Regions from separate parts of the Homo sapiens genome. Here all the other regions are linked to region 1. The links are chromatin loops, found by intact Hi-C in ENCODE. Cell type or tissue: heart left ventricle. All regions are shown on one strand. Region 1 has its middle 44 kb from the start of LINC01734. Region 2 has its middle 82 kb from the start of TOP1. Region 3 has its middle 330 kb from the start of LINC01370. Region 4 has its middle 110 kb from the start of LINC01734. Region 5 has its middle 260 kb from the start of LINC01370. Region 6 has its middle 130 kb from the start of LINC01370. Region 7 has its middle 210 kb from the start of LINC01734.

Region 1 (4,000 bases):
TGCAACCTGTGTGCATGGATAGGTGCATATGTGAGCACATGTATCTTATATGCATACAGATCCAAACTGTACCCAAGTGTATATATTTGTATGAAGTTAAAGTGCATATGCCAATGTGCCTGAGTAGCTGTGCACAGGTGTGTGTGTGTGTGTGTGCACCTGTGTGTTCCTGGTGCACATATACAAGTATGTATATGTGCACATGTATGTATATGTGCAAATATGTGTAAGTGCCTTGTGTGCCTATACGTACATGTGTGCATATGTGAATTTATGTCCATGCACATGCACGTATTTAGATAGTTATACATTCGGGTATGGTGGTATGTGTACACAAATTATCCTGAAGACATGTTGCTATCCAAGGGGATGCAATGTGAGCATACACAGGTATGCATATTTTGGGGTGCCTTCATACATATTGTAAATATATCTGTATGTATCAGGGCAAGAGGTGTAGGGAGTTTGCTGCCTCGATGGATTAAGAGCTGAGCCATCAATTTCCATCCTTATGTCATAGTGAGTGATTTGGCTTGTCACTGGGACATTGCCATTCAAATTTAGCTCTTATGATCCAGAAACTTTTTCTGTCATGTGAACTGCTGCATTCTCAGGACCCAAAAGAGAGCCTGGCACAGAGGAAGTTTCAATGACATATACTGATAGAATAGATTAATGGATGGATGGAAAATAGATGGATTGATAAATGGATGAATGGGGAAGGATGGGCAGATGGATGGAAAAGGATGGAGGGATACATGGCAGGGTAGATAAATGAGTAGCTGGGTAGGTGGGTGGCTGGGTGGGTGAGTTGATGGAAGGATGGATGGATGAGGGGCTAGATGGATGGAGGGGATGGATGGATGGGAGAATGGCTGAATAGAATAAATGGTTTGCCATAGGTCACTGGGTCTATCAGGCCTCCCAGTAGTGGGTGCATCCCAGTCTTTTTCCCTCAGGGTAAATCCTAAGCTTCTCTGGCTTTCAGACAGCTCAGCTGAACCTCAGACAGCTTCATCCGGGGCAGGCAGCAGGCTCAGAGGGCTCACAAGCTGCCAGAATCAACCAAGGCAAAATACTGCAGAGTCAAGAGCAGGAAGGGCAGGGACTGCTTTGGAGTAGCTGACAAATCTCAGCTTTGCTAGGCTAACAGGAAGCTGGCCTGGCCAGGCAGGCCCAGGAGGATACAAACCAAAAAGGCCCCTTCAGGGGCTTGTATACCCCAAGCCAGGGTTCCTGCATCTGGCTTTTGTGCTGGGGCTGCAGCTGCCAGCTCCTGACCCTATCCCCAGGCCTGTCCTTCTCTGTCACTGTTCTTCCTGCTCCTTGCATCTTCCACAGCAGGGGGAAGCCACGTGCCCATCCCCATCCAGACGCAGATGCGGCTCATCACAGTTCCATCACCCCAGACTAGGATGATACAGGGAATCTACGGATAGCTTCCCATCACTGCTGTCCTTGCTTCCCAGACTCCCCTGGGTGTTGGTTCTCTCTGGAGCTGACCAGACCCTGGAGGGGGCCCCAAGACCCCAAGCGGGTCAGTTTTTGTGGCTGTCAGTCCTCCCACCATCCTTTTGAGCATTGACAGGGTTTTGCCTGGCCCACCTGCTGTCGGGGCCTGCCCCCTAGTGGCTGACTCTGCCCCATACACTGCCCTACCCCAGGGCACCAGCTCTGAGCCTGGTGGCCCCCTCAGCCAGCCTCAGCCAAGAAAGGAGCGCTGAGTCTTTGCAAAAGCTCCACCATGGCCCCATTTCTCCCTTTTCAGCCATGGACACGGTGGGGCCAGATCTCTCCACACGCACACAGTACTGGCTTCCCTGAGTCTGCATTGCCCCCAGTCTGTCTGCAAGTGTCCATCCATCCGGATGGTGATTAAGCACGAACAGGAAGAGTTAGGATGTGATCCCTGAACCCAGGAGGCTCATAAAGACAATAGCTGGGACAATAGCAAGAGGCACTGGGCGTCCTGTCTATTTTGGGGAGGCCCCAAGCATGGCTGGCCAAAACCAAGGGCATCCTGAGGCTCATTAATCTGTGTGGGAGTTATGAAGACAGGATAGAGGGTCCAGGAGGCCTTCCGCCAGTCGTTTCCTCCCAGCCCACCGGCTCTGCTCCATACTCCACACGCGGAGCCCCTGGCCCCAGCCTCCAGAGACCCAGCCTTGCCAGCTCTCTGCGGTAGACCCAGCTCCCTTCCTCTCCTTTCAAAGACTTGTACTGAGAGATTAGAGGCCCTGGCCTTTCTGGGATCCACTCTTTGTTTTCTCCCTGAGGGAGGCAAAGGAAGAAGTAAAACACTATCAGCCTCATCCAGGCTGAGGCAATGGAGAAACTGCCTTGAAATATCCTTCTGGTGCTCTGTTCCCACGGCCTGGCCTCCTTGGAGCCCAGGAGTAGCAAAAGGTTAATTGCTAGGGTGTTGGGCCCAAGCAGTCGGCTGGAGGAGCCAGAAAGCCAACTGTTAAATATGCAGTTGTTACATATGCCTCTCTCCTTTCCCTTCTCCCTCTATCCTTCTCTCCCAATCACTAAACGGTTGCTAGCTTGAAATCAGACATGATGTAAGCAAATGCCTCTCTCTCTTCCCTTCTCCCTCTATCCTTCTCTCCCAATTGCTAAACAGTTGCTAGCTTGAAATCAGACATAGTGTAAGTATTTACACCACAGAAACTGGCAAACACTGTAAAACAAACCAGTACCATCAAGGCAGTCGTGAAGCCCCACTTTCCTGGTCCCAGGATGAAAGTCAGACACCCAATTGACTTGGTTGGAAACCATCACTTGTGACAGTTTTAGGGCCACAGAGGCTGGAGTACACACCAGCATATTGTTCCCAGCACCCTAACCTTATTCCACCTGCCCTTGCAGTCTCTGACCCTGGATGGTACTAGGACATGAGATCAGTCTGAAGAGTCAGGAGACCTGGATTCTACCGCAGATGCTGCCCCTGTCACTTTACCTCACTGATTCTTTATTTTTCAACAGGAAAATGGAGCAGTAATAACCCACTGTAGGACTCAAACTTCATTGGGTTGTTGTGAGAATTGAATAGACTATTGCACGTGAAGCACTTAGCACATTGAGAGTATTGTGGGACCTGGTTGATAGTAACTATTCGATAAAAGTCAGCTGTTGTCACCATTATTGTTATTAACATTACTTTCCTCATGAGTGTTTTAAGGCTAAAATAAAATAATAGCTATAAAAACATCTGCATGATTTTTTGTCTTTAAAATGTTTCCAGTAATGTAAACCAAAAGTGGCCTGGATGTCTCCTTCAACTTTTCCTATGCCCAGGTTCATCTAAGCACAATGCTTGGCCAATGAATGGCAGGTGACCAACCATACAGCTTAGACATTTTAGGAACTATGACATTTCTAACACGATAAAGGAGTCCTGGTCCTTTGCTTGTTCACCTAGGGTATATATCTTATTGTAAATTGTTGCGAACCTAATTTTTGGAGCTGAGGTGTGGTATCTACTCAAATCCTCAGAGAAACGATGGCTTTACCAGCACCTTCTCTGGAGTCATGTCAAAAGCGAACCACAAGGTCAGAAAAGCTGAGTCATGTTTTCCCCAGGAAAGACCACCTCTGACCCTTGGGTGAATGGAGCATCTCATCATTGCTCTTCAACCATGCAGAAACACCTCATGCAAGTTCAGAGGCACCAAAGACTATCACCAGCTCTGTCCTTGTCTCATATCTGCTCCAGCAGACCCTGTGTTTGGGGGACCCAGCAGGGTAGAGGGTGGTGAGCTAAGGAGAAGAGATTAAATAATGCAAGAGATTCTCCTGGGTTCAAACCCATGTTTGTGCAGCCGTGAGCAAATGCTTTCATTTCGTTGAGCCTCAGTTTTCTTATCTGTAATATAAGGATAATTATTCTGACCTCAAAATGCTATAGAGTAAGTCCATGTGGCAATGTAGATGAGAAATCCTGGTACACAATTACTACTCAGAAGCTGCTTGTTTTCAGTCTACCTTATCACTATGC
Region 2 (4,000 bases), 1.7 Mb before region 1:
TAGCATGCTAAAAGACATGCCTCCCCAGCACCATGACAGTTTACAAATGCCATGGGACCTCAGAAAGTTACCCTATATGGTCTAAAAAGGGGAGGAACCTTCAGTTCCAGGAATTGCCTGCTCCTTTCCCGGAAAACTCATGAATAATCCACCCCTTGTTAAACATATAGCCAAAAAGTTACTATAAGTATACTTAGTCAAGCATTCCATTCCACTGCTCTGCCTATGGAGTAACCATTCTTTATTTCTTTACTTTCCTAATAAACTTGCTTTAAATTTACCCTATGGACTTGCCTCAAATTCTTTCTTGCTCAAGGTCCAAGAACCTTCCCTTGGGGTCTGCTTCAGGACTCCTTTAGGACGATTTCATCTTGGGTTCTTACTTCTTGCTGCCCCCCATTTCAAAACTAACATTTATTTAGCATGTACTAAGTGCTGGTTCTCAATTAGTCTCTTTTAGTTCATTTCAACCTGGCTGCAAACTTGTAAGGGAAGTGTTCACCCTTCGATTTTTCACGAGGCAAAACTCCCCGGGGGAAGTGAGCAGGAAAATTTCAGGGAATGTTCATGGGGTGAAGGGTGCCTGATGACTGGGATTTAGACTAATGGTTCTAGACCCGAGCTGCACAGTTAAGTCACCTGGGAAACATAAAAAAAAAAAAACAAAAAACTGATGTCCACAGACTGGGCAGCATGGTGAGACACCATCTTTAAAAAGAAAAAAATTATCCAGGCATGGTGGTGTGTGTCTGTAGTCCAAGCTACTTGGGAGGCTGAGGTGGGAGGATCGCTTGAGCCCAGGAGGTCAAGGCTACAGAGAGCTGTGATCATACCACTGCACTTCAGCCTGGGCAACAGAGCGAGACCCTATCTCGAAAAAAAAATGCTCATCCCCATGCTGTTCCCAGATCAATAAAGGCAGAGTCTTTGAGGGCAGAGTCTGGGACTGGTTTTTTTTTTTTTTTTTTTTGACAGAGTCTTGCTCTGTCACCAGGCTGGATGGAGTACAGTGGTGTGATCAAGGCTCACTGCAACCTCCACCTCCTGGGTTCAAGCAATTCTCCTGCCTCAGCCTCCCGGGTAGCTGGGATTACAGGCATGTGCCACCACACCCACTAATTTTTGTATTTTTAGTAGAGACGGGATTTCACCATGTTGGCCAGGATGGACTCGATCTCTTGACCTTGTGATCTGCTCGCCTTGGCCTCCCAAAGTGTTGGGATTACAGGCGTGAGCCGCCGCGCCTGGCTTGGGACTGTTTTTTAAAGCTCCTCAGGGGGGTGTCAGGTGAGTCTAATGCAGGCAGAACTGAGAATGACAGTGTTAGAAAACACACAGCCTTTTTCCTGATGCTGAATCCTAACATCCAGTGTAGTGGAATTGATGTGGACTTCAGAGCCAGGCAGACCTGAGTTCAAATCCTGATTGCTGTTAATACATATTGGCTGTGATTTTAGACAAGGTAGCTAGTCACAAGGAGTCTCCTTTTTGAACTGATGATGGCAATGATGATGATGATGATAATACTACTAATGATACTTGACTTGCAGGGTTGTTCTGAAGAGTCAGTGGGGTGCTCAGATATCCAGGAAGTGGGGTTTCCTTCATTAAATACCGTATTACAAACCTTTTCCTGCCTTGTCTGTGGTGACTTGGGCCTCACCCCACCTGGAAGCCTGTGGCTGACCTCAAGTCCAACTGCTGGCCATGTCTTTGGAAGCCATCCTCTTTGCTGATGCCCGGGATGTGCTCAGCCGTGCCCATCTTCTCCCGATGAGGATGGTATCGACATTTCAAAACAGTTTAATTATTCTGCGGCTGCCTGGCTATTAGCTGCGACAAGAGAGCTCAGGGCTATTTTTCAGCATTAATTTTCCATTTGAAATGAATTCCTTTTGGTTACACTTTTTAAATGTTTCTTTTAATTAGACGCAATTACTTCAGAAGAATTGCTTTTATTCCTCAGCCTGAGATCCCAGTGATAAAGTCGCTATCTGGCCCCACTGAACGGCCGGGACGCCTCATTTAGTTGCTGCACTAAAGTATATTGAACTAGGAAATTATACAGCGAATCAACTATTAATTCCTTTTATGATCGCTCACTCTAACATCTTGAATGAGATCTTCAGGGGGAAATTTAGTCACAATAGGGATCATTGTTCTCCACCTCTAGCCGCCGGCCCAGTGTGAGGGGGGCTGGCAGCCGGGGGCTACCGTGCTGTTGGGCCTGGCACAGATGCAGGATGGCGTGGAGGCGCCTGGCTTTCCAGGGCTTGGAGCAGAGGACAACAGGGGTGAGCAGTGCAGCTAAAGCTCTCTGTCCAGGCTGGAGGGGTGCCCCTTGGCCCCATGAAAGGGGAGGTTGCTGCGGCTCTGCAAAGGGAGAATGCAGACAACTGCTCACTTTGAGCTTTGCACATTCCGCTGACTCCTTTGGTGGCTCAGTGTCTTGGAGGGAGGCTGGGAGTCAGTAGGTGGCACTCTTCCCTCTGCGTTGGTAACTGGGTCTGGGCTGATGGGAGGCCCTGGAAGAGGCTGTGCAGCCGGAGTTGGAAGAACCCTTTCTTTCGAGGCTTTAGACCAATTCACTGTTATGAGATGGAGAAACTGAGGCACAGAGAGGCACACTGTCACACACAGACAAAGGCTGAACAGGGCTCAGTTCTGGCCAAGTCTCTGAACATGGCCCTTGGGTTTTTCTTGGGGACTTGAAGCTTCCTCTCCAATCCTGGCAAGCTGATGGCTTTTATTTGAGGTGGGTGTTGTTGGTGAAAGGTTGACCCATTCAGGGCTACTCTGCTGTCTGTGCGCCCCAGAGGGGCTGCACTCCCAGCCTGCCAGACAAGGAAAAGATGAATAGGACCACAGAACTTCCCTTGGCATTTGGAAATCACAGGACTGCAGCGGTGCCGGGGCAGGGAGCAGTGGGTTAGAGGAGCACCCCGATGCTGACCATGACCTCAGGGGAACAATAAACACTGCCAGACAGTCGCTGTAAGCTAGGCACTGGGGAGGTGGTTGGGGGGATGAAAAGGAAGAAAACATAGTCCTTGACCTCGAGGTGATATTCACTCAAAATCACAATATGACAAATGAGTGGAATTTCTCTGAGAGGAGCTGGGCTTTGAAGGATGGTTAGGAGTTTGCGGGGGAAAGGGTGTTCTGGGTAGAGGGCACTGTAAGTGCAAAGGTGTGGAGGTGTGAAAGCAGGAAGGCTGGGCGCGTGCAGGAGAGTGCAGCTGAGTGCCCCCTGGGGACTTGTGTGCCTTGCAGGGGAGTTTGGACTTTTGTCTTGAGGGCAATCCAGAGGCACAGCAGGTTTTCAGGAGGGAGGAGGCAAGGTCAGATTTGTGATTTCGACAGATCATGCTGGCTGCTCTGTGGAGGACAGATACAAGGATTTCAGAGACAGGCTGGGAGACTTGCTGGGAGGCTCTGGTCATTGTCTAGGTGAGAGGTGGACATGGGTTGAGTTAGGACGGGTGCAGCAGTGGGGATGAAAAAAAGGCAGGTACAGGATTTTTTTATTTTTATTTTTTATTTTTTTTGAGACTGAGTCTTGCCCTATTGCCCAGGTTGGAATGCAGTGACATGATCTCGGCTCACTGCAACCTCCGCCTCCTGGGTTCAAGCGATTCTCGTGCCTCAACCTCCCGAGTAGCTGGGACAGGTGCCCACCACCATGCCCGGCTAATTTTTGTATTTTTAGTAGAGACGGGGTTTCACCATATTGCCCAGGCTGTTCTCGAACTCCTGACCTCAAGTGATCCGCCTGCCTCGGCCTCCCAAAGTGCTGGGATTACAGGCATGAGCCACCGCGGCCGGCCCAGGCACAGTTTTTTGTTTTTGTCTTTTGAGCAGGGCTGCATTGTGACTTTTGTGGGCCCTAGACGCTTCTGCCTTCATGGGCCCCTCCCACAAGAATAGATTTTCATGGGTCCTAAAAATTCTATTTGTTTCTGATGAAAGAAGAAAATGAAACATGTCTGTCTAACCTAAA
Region 3 (4,000 bases), 410 kb before region 1:
TGTACTGATACTGGTTGTAAGAGTACTGTAATCCATAAACTCATAAAATGATAGAGTCAAATGAGGTCTGAGTGCTGCCTCTAATTATATAGTTGGTAAGAAAAATAAATTCAATAAAAGGGATTTTTTCAAGGCTATGCATCTTGTTCATACCAGACTTTAGACTCGAATCTTGTTCAGTATTTATGTCATGACACACTATATGTATCTGCATCTGCATGTGTATTGTTTATGCTTGTCTGTATACTCATGTATGCATAGTGAGTAAATGTGTGTGTGTGTGTGTCAGTTGGAAAGTGAGACCATCAGCCTTATCACAGACAATTTCATGATTGAAGCTTCTAAAAAGAAATCATTTCAGCTGTTATGGCAGCCATGGAGCTGCTCTGCTCCGATCTCCCCCAGAGGAACCCGCTGAGGAAAGCATGAGTGGTTGACAGCCCCAGCTGCCACACCTTTGAATCCGCGCTTCAATTATTGTCAGGCCAAAGTTCCCCTGACTGATCCCAGCCAAGACCGAGCACATCAGAGAGTATCAGAATAGGGCTATTCCTGCCCTACTCAGGATCCCTCTCATAAGCAACTTTGCCATGGGCCGGCCAGAACTTTGTCAGAACTGTGCCACAGTGTGAACTTTCTCCTGCCCAATCCTTCTCTTCCTCTGTCCTTCCTTAGGGTGTGTTACCTGCATCATGGTCTGAAGCCTTTCCCCACCAAATTTCACTTTCTCCCCTCTTATATTGTAGAAATGTTCCCTACCCTACCCCCAAACCATAGTAAATCTCTTAGGTATCTAGTCTCTTCTTCATGTCTGTTTCTTCAAGGATCCAAACTGACCCAACTGGCCCACCTGTTACTTGAATCTCTGAGACTCACAGGCCATTCTACTCTCTAAGCCTGTGTGTGGCCCAGGCCTGCTTTCCATCCCAGTTCCATTGTGTATGATGCCCCCAACCCTCCCTGCTTTCCAGATTGCTGTTCTAGCATCCCCAGCAGCCTCATTCAGATGTGGAACACAGACATGGTGCCAGAAACAGGGCCTGTCCCAGGTCCTCAGCCACAGTCTTCTCGTCCTGCTGCATGACCTGCTCCCTGGGACTTCAAGGGACTCAGATAAATGTTCTCTGGAAGCTGGCAGAATGACCACATGGACATGGAGGGGTTAGGGAAGTCCCATCTCCTTAAAGCCGAGAGAATCATGCCGTATAGAGCTATAACAGGCTTCCTGCTGCCCAGAACCACTTCCAGCTTAGTCCACACCCCGAGAGGTGAACTGGCATTCAAGTGTAAAGTGACAGCAATTCTGAAAAGGGCTAAACCCAGACACTGTCATTTAACAATTCATTCCAAGTAGTTGCAGCGGGCCACGTACCGAGTTCAGTACTTCACCTGCATTCTCACCTCTAATTACAACATCCGCTTTATAAGGGAAAGGCTGTCATCATTCCCTCCTGATAGCTGAAGATACTAAACTTTTGAAAAGCTAAATTTTCTGCCAAGGACATCCCACTAGGAACTCTGCACATCTGACCCCAATATCTGTAAGTTTAAGCAGTACATTAAATCGACGCATTTCTGAAACAAACCAGGAACAAGTTCACAGGAGACAAGCAGAGTGATGAGGCAGGAGCTGGTGGTAACATTGGGCTTTGTGTGGCTCTCTTAGAGAACAGGAAGTGCAGGAAGCCAGAGACACAGCCCCAGGGAAGAGAGGCCCTGCCTTGACAAGGCTAGCATGGTGTAGGTTCTGACCCAGACCCTGTGGGGCAACATGGAATCACCCAGAATCAGATCCACAGAATGACAGAGTCATGGCCTCCCTACAGTGATGGAGACCTCGAGAACAGAAAGAGGAAGGAAGGCTCCCCAGGACTCAGTGCTGAGCAGAAGCTGACCTCAGCCCAGAAGCTGAATGGCTAAGCCCTTCACTGCATTAGCATTCTCCAGGCCCTGGGGTGTTCAGGCCCAGGAGACCTGAGGACAAGGGTCAGGATACATCCTTAGAAGAGAGCTTGACAACAGAAAACCTTCCTTCCTTTGGGTCCCTACCCTCCCCCGAGGTAAACATTTTATGGTTCAGGAGTGGTGAAGTCAGACCAGGTTTATTTTTCCCCTGTTTCCTGGGGCTTGCAACAAAAGGGCTGTAATGCTTCTCAACTGCTTTTGGGTCTTCCAGGGTTTTATTGTTCACCTTCTTACTTTAGAGACCCTTATCCTGGCTTTGAAGGGTTCAGATCTTTTCCCAATGGTCAGAGCAGAAGCCCATGGCTGAATCCTGTTTCTAAACCTAAACTGTGTTGCTCAATACTGAGCCCCTCATCTCTCATTCATGCACGCACATGCCTGCACACAGGCATACATGAGCACACACACGTGTACATGCTCTAGAACCAGCCCAGGCAATGGCAGTCCAGCCTGGCATGACTCAACCATAGCAAAATTGTTTTTTTTTTTTTTTTAAAGAGTCTCATCTCCACCTCCTGATTTCCTTTATCTTCCAAGTGAATAATTGTACCCCATGGACATGCCTGGTCTACTGCTCACCTCTTCAAACTCTCTGTTTTCTCCCTTCAAGGCTGAAGGGACTACCATTTGAAAAATAGTTGTCAGTGAGCACTAGTGCCAGGCATTGTGCTGAGTACTTTATGTAAATTTCTCATTTAATATGCACAAAGATACCAATGAGACTATTAGTCCAATTTTACAGATTTAAAAAAAGAAAACAAGCTAAGAGAGGTTAAATAGCTCACTCAGGGTCATAGAGCTAAGAAGGAACAGAGTGGGGTTTTATTTCTTAACCCCAGGAAAATAAAGCTGGAGATTTAGGAAGTTTTGTAGCTGTAACGGACTCCTGACAAAATTAGAGGGATAGAAAAGTCTGATACCAATGTTTTATTTCCAGGAGAGTATGTTTCTGAAACAAACAATGAGTGAAACAGACAATTTCCCAAAAGTCCAACACTGCAAGGAATTTGGTGAACTAAAGCATGCCCTCTGTGCCGTGGGTATGCAAGTAAATGAAGCCTAGACCCCCCTTGGGCTTTAGTGATAGTTTCCTAGCTGTGTCTTCGCCTGAATCTTGGGAAATAAATATTTGATAGGACAACTTAAGAAGGGGTGGGCACTCAAGAGAGAGAGGCAATGTCAAAAACAGAAGCTTAGAAGGAAGACATGGACCAATATATTAGAGAAACAGCATATGGTGAGAATAGTTGAAGGTGGAGCCCAGCAAATATTAAGAGTTTAGGGTAAGAGTTAGACCTTGAGGGCATGATAAGAAACAAATTTTATTTTGTAGGCAGTGGGCGCTGTGGCAAGACTTGGCATGAGAATAACCCGTTTAGACTGTCACTTTCAATAGTTCATTCTGGCAGAGATTCTGATTAAAATGGGGGAAGTTGGCCATCTAGCCCTATTGCAACAATTGCATTTGGAAGAAAATGAGGCCTGAGGAAAAGTGGCAGGATCAGCAATGGCAAAAGGAGCCTAGGATTCAGAAGTTCATGACCTGGAAGAAGTTTTATGTCCCTTTGGGAAGTGAAGTTTTCCTAAACAAGGATGCTTCAATCCTGGGACAGTAATAACAGTTAGCATGTATTGAGTGCTTACTGCATAAAGACTAAATTCTATACAACAACCCAAAGATGACTGTTGTAATCCCCATTTTACAGATGAGAAAACTGAGGCTTAGAAATATAAAGTGACTGAATTTCAAGGCAAGATATTCTGAGTTCAAAATCCAGATATATTTATCCACATTTGTCAGAGCTAGAAATTGGAAGCAGAGGGCGCGGAGGATGTCAGTAGCTCTCTGCATTCAGGAAGAGTGGCCTGATGAGAAATTATTAGGTTGGTAGGTTCGTGCAAAAGTTATCGTGGTTTTTGCCATTGAAAGTAATTGCGAAAACTGCAGTTTCTTTCGCACCAACCTAATACCTTCTGCTGGTCTTACCCAGGGTTTCTCAGTCCCAGTACTATGGACATTTGAGGCTAGATAATC
Region 4 (4,000 bases), 160 kb after region 1:
CTCCCCACTGCTGGCCTCACTCAAAGTTCTTTTCTGGGCTGGGTTGGGAGTTAGGGCAGGGAGAAATCTCAATTTGTTGCACCTTTACCTTCCCCTCCCACCCCAGAAAATCTAGGTCTGCCTGTTCCCATGGGGAGTTCTGCTTCCACCAACGCACTGAGTACAACAGGAGGACAAATTCTGGGGACCGGGGGGGTTCCATTCTGGGTCTGATGGGGCCCAATTCAGCCAGGGTCCTCCTGCGGGTCCCCTCTCCTCTGACTTAAAAAGCCAGGATGCTAACTCAACTTCACCATTCCACAATGTATACATATCATGTTGTACATGATAAATATATATAATTTTATCAATTTAAAAAAAATTAAGCTCAGGTTTATATGTGATTTTATAAATACACATAGTTGTCTCATATAATTAGAAAATTATCCAATTTTTTTGAATAAAAATATATTAAGATATGTTATTTCAATGCTTCTAGACTGTGACTAGGAAAATCATATATTCTTTCAAGCACACCATTCCTGATTTCAATGCTGCTTAATTGAAGCAGCATTAATGGAGAACTTAATTTCATTTCCACAACTCAGTTTAGCTGCCTTGGAGATAAATATCTAAGGGTTTTATGATGGAGGTTAGAGTTATTGTTGTGTTGTTTTGTTTTCTAGAAAATTAATGCCCAAAAAAGCAAAGAATCGCAGAGAAATGGCCCCTTCATGAATGATCAATGAGGAATGGATCAGGAGTTCCAGGCTGTCACAGGGATCCAGGCTGCAAACTCCAAAAAAGGAAACATCAGCTTTAGAAGTGCTCAGAAGCCACCCCGTAACCCCTGCCGGCCACAGCTTCTAACACTTAGATGGAATCCTTTTAGATACTAAAACAAAAATAGATTATATCTCAGAAAGAGACACGAAAATGATTTGACACTATGTGTATAATCTAATTCAAACCATAGACCCCCTAATCGACATTTAATTGATGCAATAATGTTTGTTCATGACGGTAAATAAACAAAATATATAAACAGAAACATCTTCTTTGATGTTTAATGACTGCTTAGCAGCTATTTGGGTCAGAGCTACTGAGTCCTAATAAACAAATGCTTAATAATCAATTGAAATGCATTTCTCTGGTTATTGCCTTATTAAATCAGATCCAACTTCAGCTGAGGAATATTCCTTCCAACAGGAAGAAAATGGTTGGAAATGAAAAAGGTTGTGATGGCAAGTCCCTGTGTACCCTGCAAGTGAAATGGACGAGTTTCTCTCTCCATCCCTGCAATCACCTGGAGCCCATGAGAAAGCCACACTCCAGCCTGCAGGTACCCTGGGTCTTGTTGTGCTAAAACAAAGTGTCTCCTTTTCAGGTTTGACTGTCATTATAAATCCCCTTCTATTACCTCCCCTATGGGGTAATCCATGTAAACAAAACAACCCATGTAAAAAAAAGCAGTGTCTGACATGTTCCATAAATCCTCAAAAAGATGGTTATTTGCTACTGTCATTATTATTGTTATAACATTATTATTGTTATAACATTATTATTATAATCCTAACTTGCCACTGCTTTCTGAGCATGCGTGAAACTCTGGTCACCTGAGTTTTTGTTTGTTTTTCATAAAAGCCAGCCTTGTTTTTCAGTGCCCGAGTCAAGCCACATCCTGCTGTCCCAAACAGCAGCTCCATCAGCTCCAAGCCATGTCCGGGAAGGGCCACCACTGGCCATGGCCAAGTCTGCAGTCCGGGCCACCTCCAGCTGGAACTCTGAGCTCTTGCTCCTCAGGTGTCTGGAAGTTCACGCCAGCCTTTTCTGTGTCACCTCCAGTCCTCATGCTTCCAGGAAGTGAGCCTTGTGTTTGGGGCCCTGGAATGGACATCCAGGCTCTGTTTCTCACTCCTAAAGATTCCCCAGAGCCCAGCTCCTGGTGGCTGAGCCCATCAGTAACTCCACGAAGTCCCTTCCTACAGCTGCTCAGCCACTAGCCCCCTGGCAAGCCCCTCACTTCTCTTTCTGCTCCCCTCCTGCTCTTCTCCCCACTCCACTCCTCTCTAACGCAAGCCCCAGTGACTGGGATCTCTCTACCCAGGGTGAGCAGGAAACCCAGAAGTTGGCTGCCCAGCTACAGAGATAAGGAAGAGGTGCGTGTGGAACATTTAAGGGAAAGAATAATCACCAGGGCGACCAGAGGCCCACTGAAGAGACTGGGCAGGTGCTTGACGGTCCCAGGGAGCCATCGTGTGGCCAGTCTACATAATGACAAAAGGGTCCCTCTCCAGTGACCATCCGGTCTGGGCTCCTAAAGTCCCTATCCAGGACCCTTCTTTAGACCTCAGAAGTCCCACGGTTCACCTTCTTGGAAGGATGGGAAGAGAGGGAGAACAGAGAGGAGAGACTGACAGTAGAGGCCAGAGCAAGGAGAAGGAAAGGGTGCCCAGGGCAGTCTGTGAGGCTTCTTAGACAAAAGCTGTTCAGACAAGACCAAGAGCTCCTGAAAGAAAGGGGGTCAAGGGAAGAAAAGTCCCAGAGGAACAGAAAAAGCACAGCTACAAGGATGGAAACCCAGGCAGCCTCCACTGGAAAGCTGGATTTCCAACACCTCAGTGCAGGGAACTGGAAAAGAGGGACAGAATCAGATTCGGGAGTAGGGTCAGAGAGTTCCTCCTCCTCCTTCCCTTCCCCTCCCTCCTTCCCTTCCTTCCCTTCCCCTCTTCCTCCCCCTGCCCCTCCTCCTCCTCCCCTTTTCCTCCTCCCTTTCCCCTCCTCCCGTTTTCTATCCTCCCACTCTTCCTCCCCCTCCTCTCCCTCCCCTCCCCCTTCCTCCTCCCCTTCCTCCTCCCCTTTCCCTCCTCCTCTCCTCTCTATCCTCCTCCTCCCCCCTCCTTCCTCCCCTCTCCCTCCTCCCTCTCCTCCTCTTCCTGCTCCCTCCAATGCACCCTCCTCCCTCGCTCTTCCTCCCCCTTCTTCCTCCTGCTCCACTGCCCATCCTCCTTTTTCCTGCACCAACCAGACACAGGCTAAGACAGTACAATTGGTGGGACCCTGAGAAGCCATAAAAATCAAAAGTGCATCCCCCATGGCCCCTCCAGCTCTGGAGAGTTATCCCTGTCATCCTGCCAGGTTTGTGCAACCTCATTTTACAGAGCAGGCACCTGATGTGTTAGTTTTATTCCAAGTGTATGTGCTGACTTTGGAGAGATTGTTATTAAACACTCGGGCTTGGGAATCAGGCTGCCTACATTTGTGTCTTCAATCTACCTGGCTGTGTGAACTTGGACAGGCTGCTCAACTTCTCTGAGCCACCATTTCCAGAACTGTAAAATTAAGATATAATTGTACCCGGCCCCCCAGGTTGACATGAGGGTAAAATGTGATAAGACACATAGTGCTAGATATTTTCAGATGCAAGAGCTAATTCTGTTCCCCAAACATCCCAGGGCATCATGAGTACTAACATACCCCATTTTACAGATGAGAAGCTGAGAGAGGCTGAAATGATTGGGCAGAGGTTATACTGACAGTGGCTCAAGCCTAGGCTTGTCCAATTCCAAATTTGCATAAGAATTCATTGACCATGTCCCCCTACTTTGTGCAAGCTCTTCCCTCTGCCTACAATGCCCCTTTCTTTTGACTCAGCCAGAGAAACTATCAGACCCAGGCCAGAGGTCTCCTGCTCTGTGAGGGCTTTCTCTACCCCTCCAGACCCAGCAAAGCTCCCAGGAGACCAGCCCAGATCTTCATTAGCATGTGGATCACGTGACAGGATCATCACCTGTCCACCTGCCTGGCTCCCACTAGGTGGAAGCTCCTGGGGGCCAGGGCTGAGGCTATTTCCCTGCAGCTGTGTCCAGCTTGGAGCATTGAGTGGCATGGTGCGAGCAGGGAGGAAGGAAGAGGAGAGAGGAAGAAGGGGAAGAGAAAGGAAAGAGACAAGAAAAGAGGAGGGAGGACAGGAGGGAGAGCACAGGGGAAGCAGGGATGCAAATGAGGAAAACAGGAAGGA
Region 5 (4,000 bases), 1.0 Mb before region 1:
GTTTCCTGTCCCTTTCACAGTAACCATCACAGTTGTAAATGTGTGTTTATTTGTGGGAGCATTTGGTTAATGTCTGTCTCCATAGCTGGAATGTAAACTCCTCCAGTGCCGGGACTCCACATCTGATTGCATTCAGCCCTGCATCTCCAGTACCAATCCCATTACTAGGAATGTAGTTTACACTAAATAAATATTTGCTGATTGAATAAGCAACTCTTCTGTATTGGATTACACACATAGGAGAGGTGACTTCCCAAATCTATTCTAGTTCAAATGTCTAGTATGACAATCTGTTTCCATACTGTAGTAGGTGCTGTTGGTGCCCTGCTCAGCTGCCCTTTGCTGGGCTGGTGCATCCATGTCTCATCAGTGCTAGATGTTCTTGACTCACAGCTGGACCCTTCAGAGAATTACTTGCTATCAGGAGCTGTGCCACCCAGAATGGCCTGGGAAGCTGCATTCTCTCCAGAAGTCTGTCAGTAGCCAATGGCCAACTAACACAAGGGCAGAAAAGTTTGGCACCCTTGCCTCAAGGTGGGAACTCTGTGGTTCCACGCAGGCTCCAGAGCTGCCTGTGGAATGAGGCTGAGACTAGACTTCAGCTGCACCCTCACCTTTGCCCGGTTTCTTCCTCTGCCCTATAAGGCTTCCCTCACACACTTGCAAGTTTTATTTGGGGGCACTCCTTCAATAGCTCAATTACATATGAATCTCAGCTTAGGAAATGCTTCTAGGAGACCTAAACTAAGACACATTCAATATGCATAACCAAAAGGATACTGGTAATTTTTTTTTTTTTTTTTTTTAGATGGAGTCTCTCTCTGTCGCCCAGGCTGGAGTGCAGTGGTGCCACCTCAGCTCGCTGCAACCTCTGCCTCCTGGGTTCCAGTGATTCTTTTGCCTCAGCCTCCCAAGTAGCTGGGATTACAGGCATGCGCCACTACGCTCGGCTAATTTTTGTATTTTTAGTAGAGACGGGGTTTTGCCATGTTGGCCAGGCTGGTCTCAAACTCCTGACCTCAAGTGATCCACCTGCCCCGGCCTCCCAAAGCGCTGGGATTACAGGCAGGAGCCACCACGCCTGGTTGATACTGATAAATTGATTCTCTGGAAGAAAATGAAAACAACAATAAACAACAATTCTGATTTGTAGCATTTATCAATTATACTACACAACTATAGTAGTAGTGTAAATAACTCCTACTACAGCCATTTTCAAGCTGCCAATGTGATTGCTGCTGAACACAAAGTTGAAAAGACATGCATGCAATTGGCTCATGGGAGTCAGTAAGAGCTATGTTTAAAATATCATAACTCATGATATACATAAATTAAAAGTTGTACACATAATATTAATATTATGATTAGTACCATTTTGATGGTAACTATGTGCTAGGCATTTTGATAAATACTTTATTTTTACCTCTGTCCTAATCTCCAAGAAGCTTATACTATTCTTACCCCCATTTTATAGAGGTAGAAACTGTGGGTCATAGAGTTACATTATTTACCTAAGGTCACACTACTAGTAAATGGTGTCGCTGAGATTCAGCTCTGACTCCAGATTCTTAATGCATGACCAACTTTAGTGTCACCTACTAAAAGGCAATAACTGCTCCCTTCCTGAGTATAGAATTTTACATTTGGAATAGTGACATTTTTCTGTACAGCAATTTTCATTCCTTAGCATATTTGATTATTTCAATAGAAACTATGCAGGGCAAACATGAATATTTTAAAGATGAGGACCTTGAGACTCAGTGATTTGTTCAAAGGTTCTAAGGCTCAGAACTAGAGTTGCACACCTGGGCTTCTCACGGTCCAGGTGTCTTTCCAGCAGACCTTAGTCTTTCTTCCTCAGAACCTCAACTCTCAATGACAGCTTCATTAACCTCTGGATGTAAAATTTAGCCAATCCTTATCCAGAGAAGGCCAGCATTCAAGGTATTGAATGAAACATCATTCATCAATTCTTCAGCGGATTGGGCACCTACTGTGTGCCAACCAAGGTTACGTGTAATTTCAAGTAAGGAAGGTATGCCCAGGACTCCTAAGGAACTGGAGGTTAAACCAATTGAGTTTAGTTTAGCATATTGTCACGTACTTGCCACACCTACCAGGGAGTTTCTGAGACTTTGTTTTGGAGTCACAGATGCAAAGCGTTAATGCAGGACGTGGTACATGACTGGATAGTGATAGATCTAACGAGGCCCCTTCTCCTTCCTTGGTCCAAAACTGTTAACAGATCTTGCTGGAAAATGCCAGTGCATTTATGTTCTGATGGAATGGTGCACATAGGACATCCATGCCTGGAGGTTTTTCATTCACCCCTCAACGCCATCTTGTGGGCAATGAAAACTTTGCCAGGGTTTGGGGAAGCCTGCCCAGCCATTGTGTGATTTGACTTAAAAATCAGAATTGGATAATCTATACAGCTGTAGAAGCAAATCTACAGATCCTCTCAATGTGTAAAATTTGGATTTAGGAATTCAGAATAATGGAGTCTACTCCTGGCACCATTAATGATATTGATGTATGACAAGGTGCCTGACTTTGGTTTCAGTTCTCAGCAGAGGCTGTAGAATCAGGTAGATCTAGGCTGGACTTTTGACTTTGTAACTGTGTCCTTGGCCAAGTCACTTGACCTCTCTCCATCAAGTTTCCACATTTGAGAAGTGGAAATAAAGTCATGCTTATTTTACTTCCTTCTTGAGAAAATACAATGAGATGATTCATGATTAGTCCTTTACTCTGCATTTCAAATGCGTTCATCCACGGTAGATGTTATTGATATTATTGTGGCCATTATAATTGCTTTCAATACAGACTACTTTTTTTTGCCTTTTTGCCTCTTAGAATTGCTATCTTGATGGTTATAGACTTGAAACTCTAAATCAAATACTAAGAATTATTAACTGATGTACTTTCTTCCCTTTCTGTTGGAGAAAACCTCAGGACAAGAATCATCTCTTTCCAAGTCTGGAACAGTGGATGAATTAGGTGGTTGTTAAGTAGAACAGAGAGCAACTTACTGGGTATTTAGCACCTGTAAGTCAATAGGCGTTGAGCAGGAGGGTCTGATGATTCCCCTGAAACACACACCTATTGGGGAGTTTTTTGCATATAAAGACATAAGGAGATTATTAAGGAATAGATTAACATTTCTCTCCATTTGATAGTCTGTTGAAAGCTACCTGTCCTTTCCTCTGGGGGCCCGAAAGAACTATATAGGGTTTAACATGCTATTTTACTTATAATTTCTAGTTAAATTGAGCCGTAGACTTCATTATTAAAATCTGTAAATTCAGCTGGCATTTATCCAACACCTGCAGTGTGCCTAGCCTTGTGCAGTGGTGGAATCAGACCAAGCTCCTGCTCTCAAAACATGGGTGCCGTGCTAAAATGGCAATCCAGAACTTGACAGACTGCACACCAGAACTGATCAGGGCTACCAAGAAGGGGCCTTTTGAAGAGTTATGGGCTGAACATCAAGGGACACAGTGCTCTCACTGCTACTCCGTGGCTATGCTGAGTGGAGTTGCCATCCCGTGGCCAGCCTCAATTTCATATTGGTTGTGAGTCTGAAACATCCGGATAACTGTGAGCTCAACCTTTCTTCCCATCTCAGCTTGCTCTGGATTTATCAGAGAGGTAGGGAGATAGGATAGCTGGACTTTGCAGAAATTCTTTAATGAGCCAAGCACTCTGGCAGACATATATAATGTTACAGTGTAGTGGGCATTATTATAGTTACTCTACTGATGAAAAAAATGAGGGCTCAGAGAGTTTAAAAATTTACTCAGTTACACGGAGGATGACAGTGTGTCTGACCCCAAATTCCTAGCTTTTTTCAGTTACACAGGCTGATGGCTGGTAATACAGAAAAAAAAATCTCACTGTGGATACAGGTTGAAGAAGATTAATCAATGCCTCTGCCCTCAGATAACTCATAGTCAAGTAAAGAGGTTCTTAACCTTTTAGGGGGAAGGGCAGGGTGTGG
Region 6 (4,000 bases), 610 kb before region 1:
ATCCTTCCACACAACTGCAGATTGTTCCTAGAAGGTAAAGAGTTGCCCAATTTCTAATAAATACTAGAGAATACTAAGGTATATGTGGATGTCCCAGCTGGACTGTTGGTCTGATTTAGATGATCATCTTTGGGTAGAACAAAGGGTCCTTCCCCATTCAAAAGCTGCCAGCCCTGAGTGTGAGAGGATGTGGGGTGAGAAGAACTTGCCATTTCTGGGCTGAGGACTGAGGTCTGCCTTCCCCACATTACCCTGGTTATGGTGACATTGATCTTTGGCACCAGAAGGTCCGGTAAGCATCAGCCCTACCAATGACTGGGAGTCTCAAGGACATTCTAGAGTGGAATTCCCCAGTGCCACTTCCCTATCCTTTGCCCTTGTCTGGTTCCATAGACAAAAAAGAGAAAAAGAAGGTTGGCAGGTCCTTCTTCCTGCTAAATGGTCCCATCTTTGAGCCATTTATTTCTTTATTCATTCAACAAAGTTTTCAACATTTATAATGTTCCAGCCATAGGGTTAAATGCAGCACAAATAACAAAGAGAAAAATAAAGACACGTACAATTGCACATGTATAAGTTCACTGCAGGAAGAGTGCTCAGCCCCTTTGTAGGCTTCACTGTGGATCGGAAGTGTGGATGTCTACACAAAAACACACCACAAGCAAAGAACAGGGAGCCTTCTGTTGATGTGGATGTCACTAATCATTTTATGTTACCCACATGGAAAACTCTTATGCCTGTTTTTCCTGTTCTGCTCCCTGCCCTTGGGCTTCCAAATTTTGCCATCTCAACACTTCACTGTTCTGCTTCTTTCACACAATTGTATTCCCCTGACTTCATGTCTGAGCTTACAGGGACTGTCAGGCAGGCCTCCAAGTTAGCCCTCATACTTTCACAAAGAGCAAGTCTGCATTTCCTTCATCCAGAACATCAAACAGAGTGTCTCCCCTGGGCCCCTGATATCCTTGTTACCACCTCGTTAATGACTGTATGGGGGGAAGTTTTATGAGGCATCAGGGCTGATGTAAACAGATATGGGAGGATGGATGTCTTCTTGCCTGCATCATCATGGGGTAAAAGCAGTACTGACCCTCTTGTGTATCCTCCCAAGGCATCAGCATGAACTTCCTGGGCTTTTACCCTGTGCTACCATTTGCTCATGAGTCTGGGGAGATATAAGAAGGCAGTTTGTTCAATTCCCACCTATGAGTGAGAATATGCGGTGTTTGGTTTTTTTTGTTCTTGCGATAGTTTACTGAGAATGATGATTTCCAATTTCATCCATGTCCCTACAAAGGACATGAACTCATCATTTTGAACAATGAGAACACATGGACACAGGAAGGGGAACATCACACTCTGGGGACTGTTGTGGGGTGGGGGGAGGGGAGAGGGATAGCATTGGAGATATACCTAATGCTAGATGACGAGTTAGTGGGTGCAGCGCACCAGCATGGCACATGTATACATATGTAACTAACCTGCACATTGTGCACATGTACCCTAAAACTTAAAGTATAATAATAATAAATAAATAAATAAATAAATAAATAAATAAATAAATAAAAGAAGGCAGTTTGCTGGAGGAGTTTGGTGGCTCAACCTCAAAGCACACTGGAAATTCATGTGAGGATAGAGTGTCAATCCTTCCTGCTGTCATGGTGGCTGCAGTGGAGGGTTACAGTATTACAGTGTCCAGAATAGCAAAGGCATGGCTACCTCAGTTTCCAGATAGTGTTACCTGGTAGTTGTAGACAGAGTGCCCATCACAAAGTGAATGCTTAATAAATCTTAGTTGAATGGGTGATTCAATAAATTAATAAATGAGTGAGTGATGGGAGGGGTGCGGAAGTTTCTGTTCTCCTATGATGACAAGAGTCAGTACAGTCTCGAAACAGGGGTTAGGGTGGACAAGAGCCTGACTCTGGAGGTGACCCAAGTTAAACTGAGTTTTGTTTGTTTTGCAACGGGAACAGAGCTTCAGGGCAGGTTTCTAATAATTTCACGAAAACTGAGTCATAAGCCCAGGCATCAGTACTAAGCACAAATAACTGGTGTGATAAAACAGATAATAATGGGAAAAATATATTAAGCTTCTACTATATGTCAAGAATTTTCCAAATGCTTTACATTTACTCTTCATAAGCAAACACTATCACATACATATTATTTTTATTTATGAAAAGGAAGAGAGAAGTTAAAAAAAAAAAAAACTCTTCCATTCTTCTAGTGCTGAAGTTCAAATCCAAGTAGTCTTATTTAGGAGACTGCATTCTGAAGACAACTACAGGGGCAGGGAAAAAATTCAATTGAGTGGGCAGGTGAGTGTTTAGGGCTGCCCCTAGACAAAACAGCAAGACCATGCTCAAACTCCACCCCTAGGGGGAGCTAGACCAGAGCTAAAGGGTTGACTCAGGCACTGGACAGCGGTGTGATTGCACGTAGCCATCTGCCTCCAGGGGGTGGGCATGGAACAAGCTGTGTCAGGCTGCAGCTGTGGACAATGGTGGGAAATGATGCTCCTGACTTTCACTTTCCTTTCCCTCAAGTCTCTAAATCACCCTCCTATCTACTCACGGAACATCGGATCTCAGCTCCATGCAGGTGGATCCCAGATATACATTTTCATTTTTAATTTATCCTCCATGTTTCTGTTGCACATTTCCAAGTTCTTTCTGATTATCTGCCCTATTTCCTGTCAGCTCCTCAAGCTTGACTCAAAGTTCAAATCTGGGCTCATCTTTCTACACAGTTCGAACAGTCTACTTTCCCCACTCGTTTTGACTGTCCTTGACACTACCATTCTCTCACTTTTAAGAGAACCAGAGCTCAGAGTCTCAAGATTCATCTCTTTTTCTTTGCACAATAAGAAATCATTGATGAAACCCTGTTAATTTTCCTCTTTTAACTTAAGAAATATTATTACTGAAGGTTCTGTTAGTTTTCTACCTCTGCAGCTGCTCTTTTGTCTGCATCTCCACTCCTCTGTCCATCCATGAGTTCAGTTGCTTCTTGTTTAAAATAGTGCATGGATTCTGGATTTATTCTTGCCTCCAGTTTCTTTCTCCTTGGTTCCATCTTCTACCTGGTGCCAAACCGATCTCTCTAAGTACTTTTCTGAATATGTCACTCCCCTGAGCAGCAAGCTTCAAGGGCTCTCCATTGCCTGCCAAATAGCATCCAGATTCCTTGTCATGGCTTTTCACATCCACTTAGATCTGGTCTCAACTCAGTGCACATTTATTGAGTCCTACTTAGTGCCAGACCCTGCACTAGGTGTTGTAAATGTAAAAATAAACCCTGCATACTTCCGGCCCTTGGAAAAGAAAAGGAAGATAAGCTGGTCCCACAATCTCTAGCCAGTGCTTCCCCCAAATCCTGCCCACTGCTGAAGGTGTAAAGTTGGATTTTTGCTGTTCTCCAAAACTTCCTCAGCACTTTCTTACTTTTGTGTCCAGGAACTTCCTCACTTCAATCTCTGAGTAACCCCTAACCCTCTTCTGCTGTAATAATTTTTCCTTCATGAAGAATCCATGAAGCAGACACATTTGGAAGAGGAATGCTTCTTGGCAGTCACCTTTACACATCTTTTGATGATGGATCATGATCCATGTGCATTATAGCTTTGTGTCTACCTATTATCTCTCCTACACTGACATTCTCATAACTGATATATAACAGAATGCTATTGCATACAGTATTAATTTATGCATGTTATTAAAAAGAAAAATACATGATTTTTGGTTACATTACATTCAACACAATTTAATAGTGTTCTCTCCTGAATGCTTTCTTACAGACTACCAGTTGCATATTATGCATTAAGAATAGCCAAGAAAACAGTGGAGTATGTATTTTCAAAACACACTGAAATATAGGATATTTTCTTTGCACTTATTTGTTTGTTATATCAGTTCACAGACTGGACATGGTGGCTCACTCCTGTAATCCCACTTGGGAGGCCTATGTGGATCGCTTGAGGCCAGGAGTGCACGACCAG
Region 7 (4,000 bases), 160 kb before region 1:
TTTTTTGAAATAAGCACATGCACATGCCCACATACACACACACACAAACTAAACGCTTACGAAAGTTTATGAAGCTCATAAAGGTAAAGGTCCTACTCTTTGCTAATTAGCCAACCTTTTATGGCACTGAAACCAGATAAAAATATCTCCCAGAAGTCTTTATAAAGAATACAAGGTATGCTATAATAAACACCACTTAATAGTATCATTAAAATGGACTTAACTATAACTTAATAGATCTGTTTCTTATCAGAACCTCAATATATTCTATCAAAGGACCATTCCATGGAAGCAGATCTAAAGGGAACCAGCACAATGTCCAAGTACTCAGCTCTCTATTTCCCTTTTTTTTTTTTTTTTAATTTGGAATACTTGGAAGAAGAGGTAGATTACAGGTCCTTGAAGCAAGCAATCCTCCTTGAATGTTATCTCTCTCCAGAGGCATTGTAAAAGAGACTGAGGGGTCATGATCCCTCGATTATAATCATTGGCAAATGCTTGTGATGAAATAATCCAGTGTTGTACTTTAAGAATGGCTCCAAATGCCACAGGACAGTCACACTCAGGATAATGTTAACTTCCTCTTGTGGAAATCAAGGAAGCAAGATGAGAAGTGACCTCCAATGGAGAGGGGGAATAGTCAGGAATCTGTCCTAACAGCCCCGATGAAGGTAATGAGTTCAATATGATAGGGAAAAGCAAATAGAAAAGAAACACACACACACAGAGACCACCCAGGTTCCCCTTCTTGGAATAAAACATCCTCTACTACTTTTGCTCAACTGATAGCAAGGAACTCATCAAGCCCCTGAACAGTCCAAAGTCCATCTATTTAATAAACATTCTGTAGGCACCTGCTAAGCACCATAAGAGATGCCAGTTAGGGTTAGAGGCATGTAAAGTCCAAGTTATGCTCTTGAAAAATGCAAGTACCTTATGATATCACAAACACCTCTAAGGCTTTCCTGTTTTTGCAGTTCCATGGTTAAGCATGGGCCAGAGCAAAGAAACCTGCACATCTGGATAGAATTCCTAACATTTTCCATGGAGGTCACAGACTCATCCCCAGATTCCTAGACATTTCCAAGGAGGTGCTATAGATCCTGTGCACTTTAAATAATACAATGTCATCACAAGGAAGACACATAAAGGATTATGAGGTCAAGGGAAAACATTTCCATCTGCTTCCCCAGTCCCAAACCTTATGCTGATAGAGCCTCTCTCAAATTTATCATCTGTGCTGGTCAATGTCCACCGATCCTATTAAACAATAGGGCTGGGTAGAGTGATGTGCCAGCCTCATTAATAAATCTAATGAGGCACCAAGATATTGCAGGGGTGCAGTAGGTTATAGGTGGTGCCTGTCCCTGGGGTATAACTTTATGTTCTTGCTCTGCACGGAAGTAATGTATTTATTCCAAGTTAATTTTTTTTCCTAAAGTAGGTTTGTTGTGCTCCTTGGGTGCTATCTTAAATTGACAAATTTCAGGCTGCTGGGGCTTGTCATCTGAAGGAGGAAAAATTTGAGAAGTCAGTAATCAATCCGTATTGTGTAAAGATTAACATGCCTGCCCCTCAGGTTAACCAGACCTAAATGCAAATTGGATTGAAATGGTCAGAAAGTGTTCCTAATCATGCATGCTATGATTATGAATCCTGTTTATTTATCACCCTTTGAATCACCAAACACCAGGCAACTGGAAGAGACAGAGGTCAACAAACCCAAGATGAACTATTATCCCAGCTAGGTGGCAGGAAACTGATTAACTGAAGCAAGACCAGATAGCTGCAAGTCCAGGAAAAAAAAAAAATACAAGTATTTTCTCCACCAGAGGGCCTCTGAGCTGTAGCCTTGTCCTGGTCCAGGGGATGGATCAGCTGTGCATGGACAAATCCAAGGGGGAATGTCAAGGGCATGGGTGAGTTATGTAAGTAGAACTCAGACTGGCCATTCTCAAATATCAGGCTACAAATTTATTTCAAGGACTTTGGGGAAAAGAGCTCCTGAAAGCAGATACGTGGAGATTGATGGATCTCCATGGGAATGGATGGGAACTGGGAAGCACAGCTTAGCTTAGTCACCTCGCTGGATCACTTGCAGAACTCTGTATCTCTCCAGCTGCCATGTTTGTCTGGGTGTGCAGGCATTTTAACATCAGTGTGGGTGTATGAAGTTAATATGAGTGTGGGAGTGATGACATGTGTGATGTAGGTATGCACACATGTATGTCTGAGTGGCTATATGGTTTGTATTAATTATTTATGAGCTAGCAACGCCTAACTTCAGAGGAGGCAGTGTTTTAAAACTTAACCTAAGTCAATGGTTTGTGCCTTCAGACATATTTCTCAAAGAAATAATGCTCCACCAAGCACCCAATTTTCTCAGACATTCATCACTTACCTGAGGGGCATAGTGTGGAATCACATTGTTGGTGGACCCAATTATCATACAATTAGAACAGAATTTAACTAATATGGCATCAAGGATTTAATGCCATGCTAAGTGGTTTAGACTACACTATGTGGGTCAGTGGTTCCCAGACTTTTATTTCAAGTACAGGATTTTTTTTTTTAATTGAGGGAATAGCATTTAGTGACCAACTTTTTATTTTGCCTAGTAAGGACTTTAACAGAAAAACAGCAGGAGCAGAGACAGGAAACAAGGTAGTCCCATTATTTCATTAAGGAGAGGACATTTTTAGCACCAAAAAAATTAGAAAAAAACGTGAATTTTAGGAAGTAAAAAAGAAGGTTGGGGATGGAAACCATTCTAATAACTTAATAGATTTACCTAAAAGAAAATCTTACCATAAAAATTAAATTCTACTTTTTCAGCCTTTCTCGCTGTAAACCTGTGAAAACTGCTTCATGACTAAGTGTTTTATTGCTCAGACACAGGTTTGGGAAACTAATGGCTTCAGGGAACCCAAAGCAGCTCCATAGGTCTGAATTGGTGTTTTGTGGTTGCGGCCAGATATAGTCAAAGTTCCAAGACTGAGAAAATAGGCAGAGAGCTTCCTTTCACAAACCTTTACCTTGTGGCCAATAGGGATCCACAGAACAGCCTTGATCTGAGCCATGAAAGGGCCACAGTAACATTTTAGAAAGAACGTCTGGGCTACAGGGTGGGAAAAAGATTGGAAGTAGTGCTCCTGTTATTAGGGTTGTGTAATAAATCACCTCAAAATTCAGTGGCATAAAACAGCCATTCATTGTGCTCTCAGATTCTGTAGGTCAGAGTCCAAGTGGGACAGCAAGGATGGCTTGATTCTGCTGCACCATCCCTGGGGTCTCAGGCTTGAAGGCTGGAGGCTGGGACCATTCAAACGCTCACTCACACAGGGGCAGTTGATGCTCGCTGTCGACTGGGGAGATCTCAGCCCCTCTCCTGTCGTCCCTCCAAACAGGCTCATTTAAGCTTCCCGGCAGCACTGTGGCTGGTTTCCAAGGACAAGTGTGTAGGCAGAGAAAAGGAGCTGTATCCTTTTGATGACCCAGCCGTGGAAGCCACAGGATATCATTTTTCTCCATTATCTGCTTGTTGGAGCTTTAATCAACCCTTGTCCAAATTAGGGAAAAAGCAACACAAACCCCACCTCTAAGTAGGAAGACTGCTGATTAGATTGTAAGGGACAGAGAGGGAGATGGGGAGTGCGTGGAGGGGGAGGGAGAAAGGGAGGGGGAGGGGGAGGGGGGGGAGAGAGAGAGAGAGAGAGAGAGAGAGAGAGAGAGAGAGAGAGAGAGCGCGCGCGCAAGCGGCCATCTTTGGAATAATGCAATCTACCACGACCCATATGGGAATAGAAATAGGAAAGTCATTCTCTCCCTCTCTTTTTTTTTTCTCTCTCTCTCTCCACTAGACAGAGAAAGATAGTTAATTTTATGCATTAACTTGACTGGGCCACAGGGTGCCCAGATAATTTGGTTAAACATTATTTCTGGGAATGTCTGTGAGGATATTTCTGGATGAGAATCAGTATTCTGAGTAAAGCAAGTTGCC

The links. Peaks named below come from ENCODE experiments on the same cell type or tissue, not always from the same donor. Only the 100,000 strongest peaks of a DNase experiment are listed, where the experiment ranks them.
Region 2: a loop joins it to region 1, with 5 times the contacts of the local background. A loop is called at or near these places in 7 of 110 quality-filtered maps.
Region 3: a loop joins it to region 1, with 2.3 times the contacts of the local background. A loop is called at or near these places in 3 of 110 quality-filtered maps.
Region 4: it touches region 1 in a loop (4-fold over the local background); 20 of 110 quality-filtered maps call a loop at or near these places.
Region 5: a loop joins it to region 1, with 3.0 times the contacts of the local background. A loop is called at or near these places in 9 of 110 quality-filtered maps.
Region 6: a loop joins it to region 1, with 24 times the contacts of the local background. A loop is called at or near these places in 56 of 110 quality-filtered maps.
Region 7: a loop joins it to region 1, with 2.6 times the contacts of the local background. A loop is called at or near these places in 24 of 110 quality-filtered maps.

What each region holds. Positions count from the first base shown.
Region 1 is chr20:39,266,757-39,270,756 of GRCh38, reverse strand. No RefSeq gene overlaps it. Among named protein-coding and RNA genes, the nearest start is that of LINC01734, 44 kb to the right of the region's middle. RefSeq lists an enhancer at 877-1,377. In heart left ventricle, CTCF peaks have their summits at 1,421 and 1,621 (motif pointing left); DNase peaks (open chromatin) are centred at 1,646 and 2,126; H3K27ac peaks cover 1,152 bases.
Region 2 is chr20:40,944,614-40,948,613 of GRCh38, reverse strand. No RefSeq gene overlaps it. Among named protein-coding and RNA genes, the nearest start is that of TOP1, 82 kb to the left of the region's middle. In heart left ventricle, CTCF peaks have their summits at 2,259 and 2,463 (motif pointing right); a DNase peak (open chromatin) is centred at 2,465; H3K27me3 peaks cover 985 bases.
Region 3 is chr20:39,672,902-39,676,901 of GRCh38, reverse strand. No RefSeq gene overlaps it. Among named protein-coding and RNA genes, the nearest start is that of LINC01370, 330 kb to the left of the region's middle. In heart left ventricle, no CTCF peak of the experiment used is centred here; no DNase peak of the experiment used is centred here.
Region 4 is chr20:39,110,475-39,114,474 of GRCh38, reverse strand. No RefSeq gene overlaps it. Among named protein-coding and RNA genes, the nearest start is that of LINC01734, 110 kb to the left of the region's middle. RefSeq lists an enhancer at 1,764-2,265. In heart left ventricle, a CTCF peak has its summit at 2,248 (motif pointing left); a DNase peak (open chromatin) is centred at 2,200; H3K27me3 peaks cover 999 bases.
Region 5 is chr20:40,264,667-40,268,666 of GRCh38, reverse strand. No RefSeq gene overlaps it. Among named protein-coding and RNA genes, the nearest start is that of LINC01370, 260 kb to the right of the region's middle. In heart left ventricle, a CTCF peak has its summit at 2,360 (motif pointing left); no DNase peak of the experiment used is centred here.
Region 6 is chr20:39,872,651-39,876,650 of GRCh38, reverse strand. No RefSeq gene overlaps it. Among named protein-coding and RNA genes, the nearest start is that of LINC01370, 130 kb to the left of the region's middle. In heart left ventricle, a CTCF peak has its summit at 2,384 (motif pointing right); a DNase peak (open chromatin) is centred at 2,430; H3K27me3 peaks cover 471 bases.
Region 7 is chr20:39,427,765-39,431,764 of GRCh38, reverse strand. No RefSeq gene overlaps it. Among named protein-coding and RNA genes, the nearest start is that of LINC01734, 210 kb to the right of the region's middle. In heart left ventricle, a CTCF peak has its summit at 1,826 (motif pointing right); no DNase peak of the experiment used is centred here.